2 separate regions of the Homo sapiens genome follow, and region 2 is linked to region 1. Evidence: read pairs that join two places in POLR2A ChIA-PET (ENCODE). Cell type or tissue: GM12878. All regions are shown on one strand. Region 1 overlaps LOC105377161 (a long non-coding RNA gene). Region 2 overlaps SHQ1 (SHQ1, H/ACA ribonucleoprotein assembly factor).

Evidence for each region. ChIA-PET counts read pairs that join two places held together with the same protein. Peaks named below come from ENCODE experiments on the same cell type or tissue, not always from the same donor. Only the 100,000 strongest peaks of a DNase experiment are listed, where the experiment ranks them.
Region 2: POLR2A ChIA-PET joins it to region 1 with 6 read pairs; 2 of 35 experiments call an interaction of 5 or more read pairs at or near these places.

The regions. Positions count from the first base shown.
Region 1 is chr3:72,631,329-72,636,328 of GRCh38, reverse strand. The region is part of intron 8 of LOC105377161 (a long non-coding RNA gene); the gene reads left to right. Among named protein-coding and RNA genes, the nearest start is that of RYBP, 190 kb to the right of the region's middle. In GM12878, no CTCF peak of the experiment used is centred here; a DNase peak (open chromatin) is centred at 2,048.
Region 2 is chr3:72,790,609-72,795,608 of GRCh38, reverse strand. It overlaps SHQ1 (SHQ1, H/ACA ribonucleoprotein assembly factor), which reads left to right. Exons shown (of 11, transcript NM_018130.3): 10 at 2,573-2,693. Among named protein-coding and RNA genes, the nearest start is that of SHQ1, 55 kb to the left of the region's middle. In GM12878, no CTCF peak of the experiment used is centred here; no DNase peak of the experiment used is centred here.

The sequences.
Region 1 (5,000 bases):
AAAATTCACCAGGCATGGTGATGCACACCTGTAATCCCAGCTACTCAGGAGGCTGAGGCATAAGAATCACTTGAACCCGTGGAGTGGAGGTTGCAGTGAGCTGAGATCGTGCTGCTGCACTCCAGCCTGGGTGACAGAGTGAGACTCTGTCTCCAAAAGAAAAATAAATAAATAAAAATACAAAAATAACAATACAAAAATTAGCCGAGCATGGTGACGTGTACCTGTAATCCCAGCTACTAAGGCTGAGGCAGGAGAATTGCTTGAACCCGGGAGGTGGAGGTTGCAGTGAGCTGAGATTGTGCCACTGCACTCTAGCCTGGGCAACAGAGTGAGACTCTGTCTCAAAAAGAAAAAAAAAAAAAAAAAGCACATTCTTTTTATTTCAGGGCATTGCTATTTTGAAATGCGCAGGATACATATACCATTGCTTTTCCTTTTACTGATTTTATTTTCAATCGTTTGTGTCTGTTGTCTACACAATAGGAGTTTACTAAATACTGTTGATTGACTAAATGTCCTAATGCATGCTGTGATGTTTGTTTAATGGTATAGAGCTGTAGAAAGTTTTCATTCATTCATTCATTCATTCATTCATTCATTCACTCAGTCATTCATTCCTGAATACTATCCCTGATGTTATGCTGCACATTAGGGGCTCAGAGAAGAACGAAAGCAAACCTCTGTCCTCAAACAGCTTCTAATCTGGTTAGGTGTGAGTGGAGTGAGCATGTGTGAGTACGGAATATAAGGGACAGGTGTGCAAATACTTTCAATATGATGTGTGTACAAATTTTGTGAGTACATAAAAGAGGGACTTTTGACTCTTGGGGAAGGTGGGAAGGTATGGATTTTATTAGAGATGGCTTCAGGGAAAGCATCATATTCAAGCTCAGATGCAAGGGACAAGGGGAGGAATCCTCTAAGAACAGAGTGGAAAACTGAAGGGGATTGTGTTGGGAGGCACATTTTCCACCTTTGTAGCCCCTTCTCCAAATTAAAAAGGTCGGGATAGGTGGAAACAGCTGGGGGAGGTGAGTGGGAGGAGATTACTGACAAGTCCCCAAATTCTGTGGCTTGGAGAACTTTGGGATTCCTGTAGCCAGTTTCTGGGCTGTGGAGGTTCCCTGGTCCATATTTCTGGTATTGATGACTGTTGATAAGATATTGATGACTATGGCAGACGTGGGCTGTTTTTTCCCCAGCATCCTTTCTCCATTCTTTTGGCAGCAGCCCTCGTGCTTCTATAGGATCATCCCTTTTCCAGTTTCAGTCCTTGTGGTGTAGGAGAGGGTCAAACCCTGCCCCCACTGGGATATTCCATTCCCTTGGCCATAGTAGCCCTGTGATCCACACCATGCCAATCAGGGCCCAAGAGACTTAATGCTAGGATTTTCATTTGAATTACTGAAGCAGTACAATCCTGCTTTTCTGCTGGATATGATGCTGGATGGAGTGTGGTCCAAGGAGCTGTTGGCAACCACTTGGCAACTACATGAGGCTTAGAATGAGGCCAACATCAAGCGAGTACTGTCAAGACACAGAGAGGGAAGCTGGTTCCTGGTGACACCCTTTGAGCCCTGAATCAATGGATACCTGAAGCCAGCCTTATCCTAGGACATGAGCTAACAGATTGCCTTTTTAGCTTTAGCCAGTCTGAGTTGGATTTCCTTCAGTTTGTTCTGGGCAGAATCTCAACTAATACCACGGCCCATAACCCTGTGAGATATCATTGCTTCAGGAAAACCTTTTCTTTTTCTCCTAGAAACTTCAGTCTTAGAATGCAGAGGAGGGATGAAAGTGGGAGTTTTAGGCGTGATGGCCAGGAATACAGTTAAGAGGGGCAGAACATATTTGCCCCTGATTTTCGATTGCTGGTGCTATTCTCACTGATGTCAATCACCTTAGTGTCACTCAGTGGAAGGATTTACTGCAGTGGTAAATTTCAATGGAAAGAGTTTTGTTATTTCAGCACAAATTTTTGTTGTTAGTGGTGGGGACTTTTTATAGTTCTGTTTTTACAAATCAAAAGTAATGGTTAAAGTAGTGACTGCATTAGAGTCTATTCTGATTTCAAAGGATCCTAGAAGTCAACTAGTTCAACCTCATTAAACCTCTGGTTCTTCAACAGTAAAACTGAAATCATCAGAATATGCACCTCATGGGGGCATGAGCTGTCATGTATCTTAAACTCTAATATAGATTTGTATTTACAACTCAATAGAAATAGCTTACTTCCAATAATTTGGGTAACAGGAAATCATCTCATTTTAGAGGATCTAAGCAGTACTTCTTTACAAATTTATATATTTTAAATATGTAAATGGTTTCATGGCTCTCTCTGGGCCTCAGTTTCCCCATTTGTAAAAGGGGGGGTAATAATGGTACCTAATTCATAAGGTAGTTGTTGAGGATTAAGTGAATAAAGCCCTATGCTCCCCCTACCCAGTCACTCTCCACTTTTTTTGACCCTGCTCAGTGTCTGGGAGGCTGATCTGACTCAGGTGGGTTGTGGTCACGGGGCTCCACTGCCCTCTGGTTCTGGTAGGTTTCAGCCTATGAAAAACATGAGGCTGGAGCAGGAGAGCGGTGACTCTGCTGGGGTCAGCGTGAGCTGGCCATGTCTTGTCACCAAAGGCCCTAGCTCCTGGTGGGGAGCCCTCTCCAAAGGCCCTGGTAAAGGCTTTGTCTCCTTGTTGCTTCAGTCCCAGAGGCTGTCAGCTCCACTGTCACCTGTGTTTTCTCTACGTCTCACCCACACCTTTGCAAATGGTCTCTCTATTGAGCCGTTCTCAAAGCTCCCAATTCGAGTGCACCCCTCTGCTTCTGCTGGCTGCTGACTGATTCACTCCCTCGACAAGACCCAGGACAGTGCCTGGAACACACTCAATGCAGTCCCTACTGTAGTTATTTTGTTATTTACAAAGCAAAAAATCACATGCATCATGGATATGTGGTTCGACCATCAATTTCATAGTTCGAGGTCTTCTTTTCTTAATCAGATGTTGTGGTTTTACTTTCATGAGTTAGGAATGGCTTTGATGAATGACTGACCCTCCCATTGAAGTGCCGCCAGAAAGAATGGGTTATGGGCACAATCTCCAATGCCCAGTCATCACATTACACTCTTAGTCCTCCAGGATTCTCATCTCCCCTTATCATAACCCTCAGGACTCAACTATAACCCAGGAGGTTTCCCACTTGTACTAATGTAAATTAAGCAAACTCAGATACACCCTTTTGGTAGGGTCCATGGATGTTGTAGATTGAAAGTCTGTATTTCCCCTAAGTTCATACATTGCAGTCCTAACCTCCAAAATGATGATATTTTGATGTGGGGCCTTTGGGAGGTGATTAGATTTATTTTATTTATTTGTTTGATTTTTGAGACAGTCTCTCATTTTGTGGCTGGAGTGCAGTGGTGCAATCATAGCTCACTGCAGCCTTGACCTCCCTGGGCTCAGGTGATCCTCCCATCTCAGCCTCCTGAGTAGCTGGGACCACAGGCATGGTGCCACCACACCTGGCTAATTTTGAATTTTTTGATAGAGATGGGGTTTGCCATGTTGCCCAGGCTGGTCTCAAACTCCTGGGCTCAAGCAATCTTCCTGCCTTGGCTTCCCAGAGTTCTGGGATTACAGACATGAGCCACTGTGCCCGACTGTGATTAGATTTAGATGAGGTCATGAGAGTGGGGTCCCCCTGATGCAATGAGTGTCCTTTTACGAATAGGAAAAGGGAGCAGAGTTCTTTCCCTTTCTCTCCACCATGTGAGCACACAGTGAGAAGGTGGCTATCTGCAGGTTAGGAAGAGACCTCTCACCAGGGAACCAAATGGGCCAGCGCCCTGGTCTTGGACTTCACAGCCTTAAGAACTGTGAGAAATAAATATCTATTGCCTAAGCCACCTAGTCTATGGTATTTTGTTACAGCAGCCCGAGCTGACTAAGACGATGTAAATATTTCATGTGCATAAGAACAATGTGAACTCTTCTGCCCTAAGTGCTCACTGTGGGCCAGGTGCTGGGCTAAGCACTTTACATGAATGACCTCATTCAACGACCACAGTAACATGTATGACTACTTGTATTAGGAATTGCCTTTAGTTTTTAGAAAGAAACCAGGAATAACAATGATTCAAAAGATAATTTTTCTCACACACACAAAAAGCCGGGAGCTTGGTAGCCATGGGCTTAATAGTAGCTCTGTGGTCATCACAGTCTTGTGCTCTTTTTGTTTTATAGTGCAGGTGTTCCATCTTCAAGGTTACCTCATGCTCCAATGTGGCTGCTGTAGCTCCAGCCATTATGTCTACATTTCTGACTATGAAGGAAGGGAGGAAGGCCAAAAAAATTGTTTTAAGTGCCAGCTTAACAAATCCCACCTTATGACACTTTCTCAGAAATCCCACCCAACAACTCTGCTTATATCTCATGGGCCAGAGATTGCTCTCATGGCCATACCTAGCCATGAGGTGGGCTGGTCAAGGTAGTCTCTTGGCCAGGCTCACTGCAGTGCTTAGTAATGCCAAGGTTCTGTTCCTTAAAAAAAAAAGGGAAATTAAGATGAGGCAGGTGGTTTCTGCCATAGGACTGCTGTTGTCCTCGTTTTACCAATGAGCAACATGAGGCTCTGAGAGTCAGGTGTCTTGCCCGAGACTGTATCAATAGTAAGATGGAGGCTGCATTTGGATGGATGTCTGCCCGACTCCAGTCTTTATTCACTATTGATAAAGTTTGCCTAAGAAGAAAGGCAGGAAGCAAAGTAGGCAGCCACATGCAAGCTCACATGTTTCCAATGCTGCTTGACGGGCACCCACTGAATGGGCCAGAGTTTTAATCCATCTGGCTTATGTGCAAAACTGACTCACAGAAGGCTTTCCAGAGGGTACTCTCACATAGATGGAGGACTCTCTTAACACGCTGGCTTGTCTCTCGTTCCCGGTAGACTGTAGGCGTTGAGTGGGCTGTCATGGGCACCGTTGTATGCCCAGTAGCCAG
Region 2 (5,000 bases), 160 kb before region 1:
GAGAAGGAAAGCAAGAAAGAAATTAGTTGGCCTATGCTTACTGTGACATTTGTCTTCTCTGTGGCAATTAAAACTTCAAAACATTCTTACAGGTCAGTTGTTCCTTGATTCTTTGGGTAACATGGCTAGTGTGGCAAACATGGTTTCATCATGCCTGCAAATTTTGATTATATTTCCTCCTCCTTTCATCAAACCCTGCTCTCAACATTACCTAGTTTGTAATTAAAATAGGCTTGTGCTGGGGTGATCCACACTAATCATTTGACATAGTTAACCTGTGCCACTTTGATAAGCCATAGCACTGACCTTGCCTTAACCAAATGAACTTGACATCTTGTAGCTTTAGGCCTTCTAAGTGTTAGTTTCTCTTCACAGTCAGTCTAGCAGTGGAGCTTTCATTGACATTCTTCATTCATTCTTTATTGTATCTGCATATGAGGAAGCCACAAAGTTAATATTTTTTAAAAAGGTATGGACTCTGTTTTCAGACTTACTACCTACTTAGGGGTTAAAGTCAGTAATAAGTCCTTGAGTAATAAAAACGTTGTGATATAGACTGGATGAGGCAAGAACATACAGGTAGCATGGCACAGTGGGTAGCCTCTGGAGCCATTAAGATTGGAATTTAGATCTTGGTCCCTCAACTCAGTGGCCCTGTATCTTACCCATCCTGAAGCCTCCAGTTTTCCTTCTGGGAATTGAACAGGAGAGGTTATGGGGAGGACTTTCCCCATTTTGAGTTTCCTTTCCACTTCTTGGCAGCATTATAGTAAAGGACCGTGAAGACTAGGAAAGTCAGCCCAGAACTTCCCGAAGGAATGAAGACTGGAGCTAGACCTTGATAGTGGGCTAGGTCACATGGAGAAGGGAAAAAGGCATGGAAACAAGTCTGTAGAAAGAGCATTGAGAACATATGCAGGGAAGAGACTCCATGAAAGCAGTGCATTAAAAAATGTGTGTTTGAAGGGGTAGAGTCTGGAATCTGAAAGATGGGAAAGAGGATTCTTAAAATCGAGGCATGAGATGAGAATATGAGTGAACATAGGAGCTCAGGCAATGGCATAGAAAGGGCAGATACAAGGAGCATCTCCAAGGAAAAATCATCAGGATTTGACGGGTGAGACCGTAGAATGAAAGAAATTTTCAAGGTTTAAGCTGGGTGATTACTGTGTCTATCATGTATTCATTCATTCTTAGAACACTTAAATGGAAAACCTGCTGTTGCGGTGTTCTGTTCTAGGTATTGGGGATTAACCACTAAATAAAACAGAAGCCCCTGCTCTTTTGAAACTTACTTTCTAGTGTTAATTATGTTAAAAAATTTAGTGTCAGCAATTTTAGGATCTTGAGATGTCATCATCTAGCTCATGATTCTTTTATGATCTAAAAGTTAAATGGGAAATGTCAATGAAAGTGCATCCAGTATCTTCATGAACTCAGTATACAGTATTTCCGCGTTTCAGAACTGTAAAGATAAGAATGAAACTGTTAAACTGAAAATACTGAATTTCACAGATCAAAGAAAATGGTACTACTCTAGATGTAGAATTAATAGTTCACCTTATAATTAATAAATTTCAGGAAATATCATGAAGTTTGGAACACCTAGGGAATTGCTGAGTTGTAAAAGGCTCCTTTTGTAGACTTTGGTTGGGTTAAAACTAGGTTCATTTAAAAACCAGGAGGAAGTAGTTAGGTTGAACAAGGCTTTAATACTTGATGGCTTTTGTTCATGTGAGTTTTGTCAGCTTATTTCTGAAGTAGTGCTATGATGTTTTAGTGTTCAGTTTTCTTCAATTCTTTAAGGTAAAATAATTTGTTATTAGTAGATAACTCCTTGACAGAAAATGTTGACATAAGAAATAAAGAAGTTTGAAATTTAGAATACAGTTTTCCATGTTATGTTGAAAGCTTGAATTGGAAGAACATTATCTAATAAAAATTATGATGCATTTAGATATTCATTTGGTTTAGAAAACTTTCCTGCCTTTCATTTAATTGACCTAGTTGTATTTCATAGCATTTTAATGATAACCACAACTAGTCAGCTGTAACAACAGAATATAAAGATTATATGTAATTCTTTTTTTTTTTTTTTTTTCGAGATGGAGTCTTTCTCTGTCGCCCAGGCTGGAGTGCAGTGGCGCGATCTTGGCTCACGGCAAGCTCCACCTCCCCAGTTCACGCCGTTCTCCTGCCTCAGCCTCCCGAGTAGCTGGGACTATAGGTGCCTGTCACCACGCCTGGCTAATTTTTTGTATTTTTAGTAGAGACAGGGTTTCACCGTGTTAGCCAGGATGGTCTCGATCTCCTGACCTCGTGATCTGCCCGCCTCGGCCTCCCAAAGTGCTGGAATTACAGGTGTGAGCCACTGTGCCTGGCCAAAGATTGTATGTAATTCTTAAGGAAATCAGTAAAGGGGTTTGGACCTAATAGGACTCATAAATTTTTTTGCATTTAAAAATGTTCTTAAGAAATGATCAGGATTCTGAGCTGCTTTAGATATATTACCTCTCAGGGTCTGAATTTCTTTTTCTTAAGGATAATTTTATGTTTTTTCAATTTTCTTTAGGTAAAAGTGCAGTTTTAAAGTGTCTCCTGGATATTCACAAAATTTTTCAGGAAAATGACCCAGCGTACATACTGAATGATCTCTACATCTCAGACTACTGTGTGTGGATTCAGAAAGTCAAGTAAGTTTTCATAGAGTTACTTACGAATTTTTAGATGTTCACATTGCTGAAATACCTATTTACCCAGGAGGAAGAAAACGAAATAACCTGAGGAGTAAGTTGTGTTTTTTTTTTTTTTTTTTTTTTTTTTTGAGATGGAGGTTTGCCCTTGTCACCCAGGCTGGAGTGCATTGGTGTGATCTCAGCTACTGCAACCTCCGTCTCCCAAGTTCAAGTGATTCTTGTGCCTCTGCCTCCCGAGTAGCTGGGATTACAGGCGTGTGCCACCACGCCTAGCTAATTTTTTATTTTTAGTAGAGACGGGGTTTCACCACATTGACCAGGCTGGTCTTGAACTCCTGACCTCAGGTGATCCACCCACCTCGGCCTCCCAGAGTGCTGGGATTACAGGTGTGAGCCACTGTGCCTGGCCAGGAATAAGTTTTAATGAGAAGGAAACCCATAGACCTACCAAACACTAAAAAGCAACTGGATTAACATGGGGAGCTTGGTGAATTTGCTTAGGGAAGGAGGTACACAGATGGTAAAAAGTTAATTTTATTAGAAAAAATTGGTATTGGTATGTCCTGGAAAACAGGTATTAAAACAGTTGTGATATTGATTGCCTTGCTATTGACTGTCCAGTATGAAATCTCAAGACTGGGTATCTGAACTTGTATCTGTATTTCACTTACAGTAGAGTGTGAGTGTGTGTAGATGTATGTGCATTCATGTTTGTGTGTGCAAACATTTTAGTATGCAAACTGCATCAGTTGAATCCAGATGAGAGCTCTGCATTTATTGGCTAGCCACTGGCTTACCACCTGCAGAGCCTAATAGCATGATTCTTGATAATGCATGTATGGAAGGGTCTGAACACTCACAAATGAGCTCCAGCACTTGGTATATAAAAATTTTTAAAAGTGTTTACCATTGCGTCAATCAAAGAAACATAGTAGATTAACGATTACATTTTAAAATGCAGTGAATTTTTATTTCGTGAAGTTCTGTAGATCTGATTCTTATTAGACATGACAAAATTCCATTTCAGTAGCAAGAGGCTATTAATTAAGAATCTATAAATGGGCCAGGCATGTTGGTTCATGCCTGTAATCCCAGCACTTTGGGAGGCTGAGGCAGGAGGATCGCTTGAGTTCAGGAGTTCAAGACCAGCCTGGGCAACATAGTGAGACCCTGTCTGTATTAAAAAAAAAACAAAACAAAAAACCTATAAAGGGAACTCTTAATTGGAATGACTCCTAGGTGCTATAGAAAATGATAGCTACAATGTCAATTGTGACTTAGAAGAAAAATAGTCTTGATATTTTTGCTACCGCCATGATTGATAAATAAATGCTTTAGTGTGGATTTTAATGTCTGTTTTGAATGAGCCATTATATGGGATTTATTTTTTATTTCTCTTCATGGGGGAGCAATTATATTGCAGAATGAAATATGAAAAAACTTGAGGCTATACCTGTTGTACAGAAAATGCTTAGGGATTGCTCAAGATAATGCCTAATAACATACAGCAGGTGGTGTCAGCATTTGTGTTGGAAATCTAGATTTCGCCAGATGGAAAATTGAATGTTTAACCCCTGAGGTCATAATGGCATGTCATCACTTCATTTGATCCTCCTGCTAATTGAGCTTATCAAATACCCTGCTGCCATTTCCTGTTGTTACTTTCATTTTCATAATAAAATTAAATGGGGATAGTCTATTTGTGTGGGTTTTGGTTTTTCTTTTTTTTAGGAATGATGATTTTGTAAACATGTAATGAATATTGAGGTATGTACCAGGATCTCATTTCTGTGAGTGCCTGTTTCTCTCTTTGTGATATTCTTTATTAGCTAGAGAGAAGTTTATTTTTCATTAAAGAAGAAAGATATAGGCTGCCAAGTAGATGTAGGGATTATCAGACCTTCCCTGAAAAAACTTTTTCTCTTGGTTTTATGTTGTGGGAAATGAAGTGAAATTCTTAGGTTCTTTGTAATTGTTGTGCTAATAGTACTTTTAAAAAATGGGATAATGTATTGGGGAGTGAGGTAGGAGAGAGAAACCAGCAGGAACTCTTCAAATTACTTTGCAAAAGTTGTTTTTTCAACTTTACCAATTTGAACATAACTTTCTTTTCCCTAAACAGGCGTGTTGCTTTCAGTTTGTATGTTAAATTTTAACTGTAGCCCAGCTATTTTTTTCTCTCTTTTGAAATAAAACATTTGTTTATCTAATTTTTATAAAAATTTCTAGTTTTATTCTTAATTTTACAAGCACAACATGATTGAGCTTTCTAGTATTTTCTTTACTGTGAACTTCTTAGGTCTA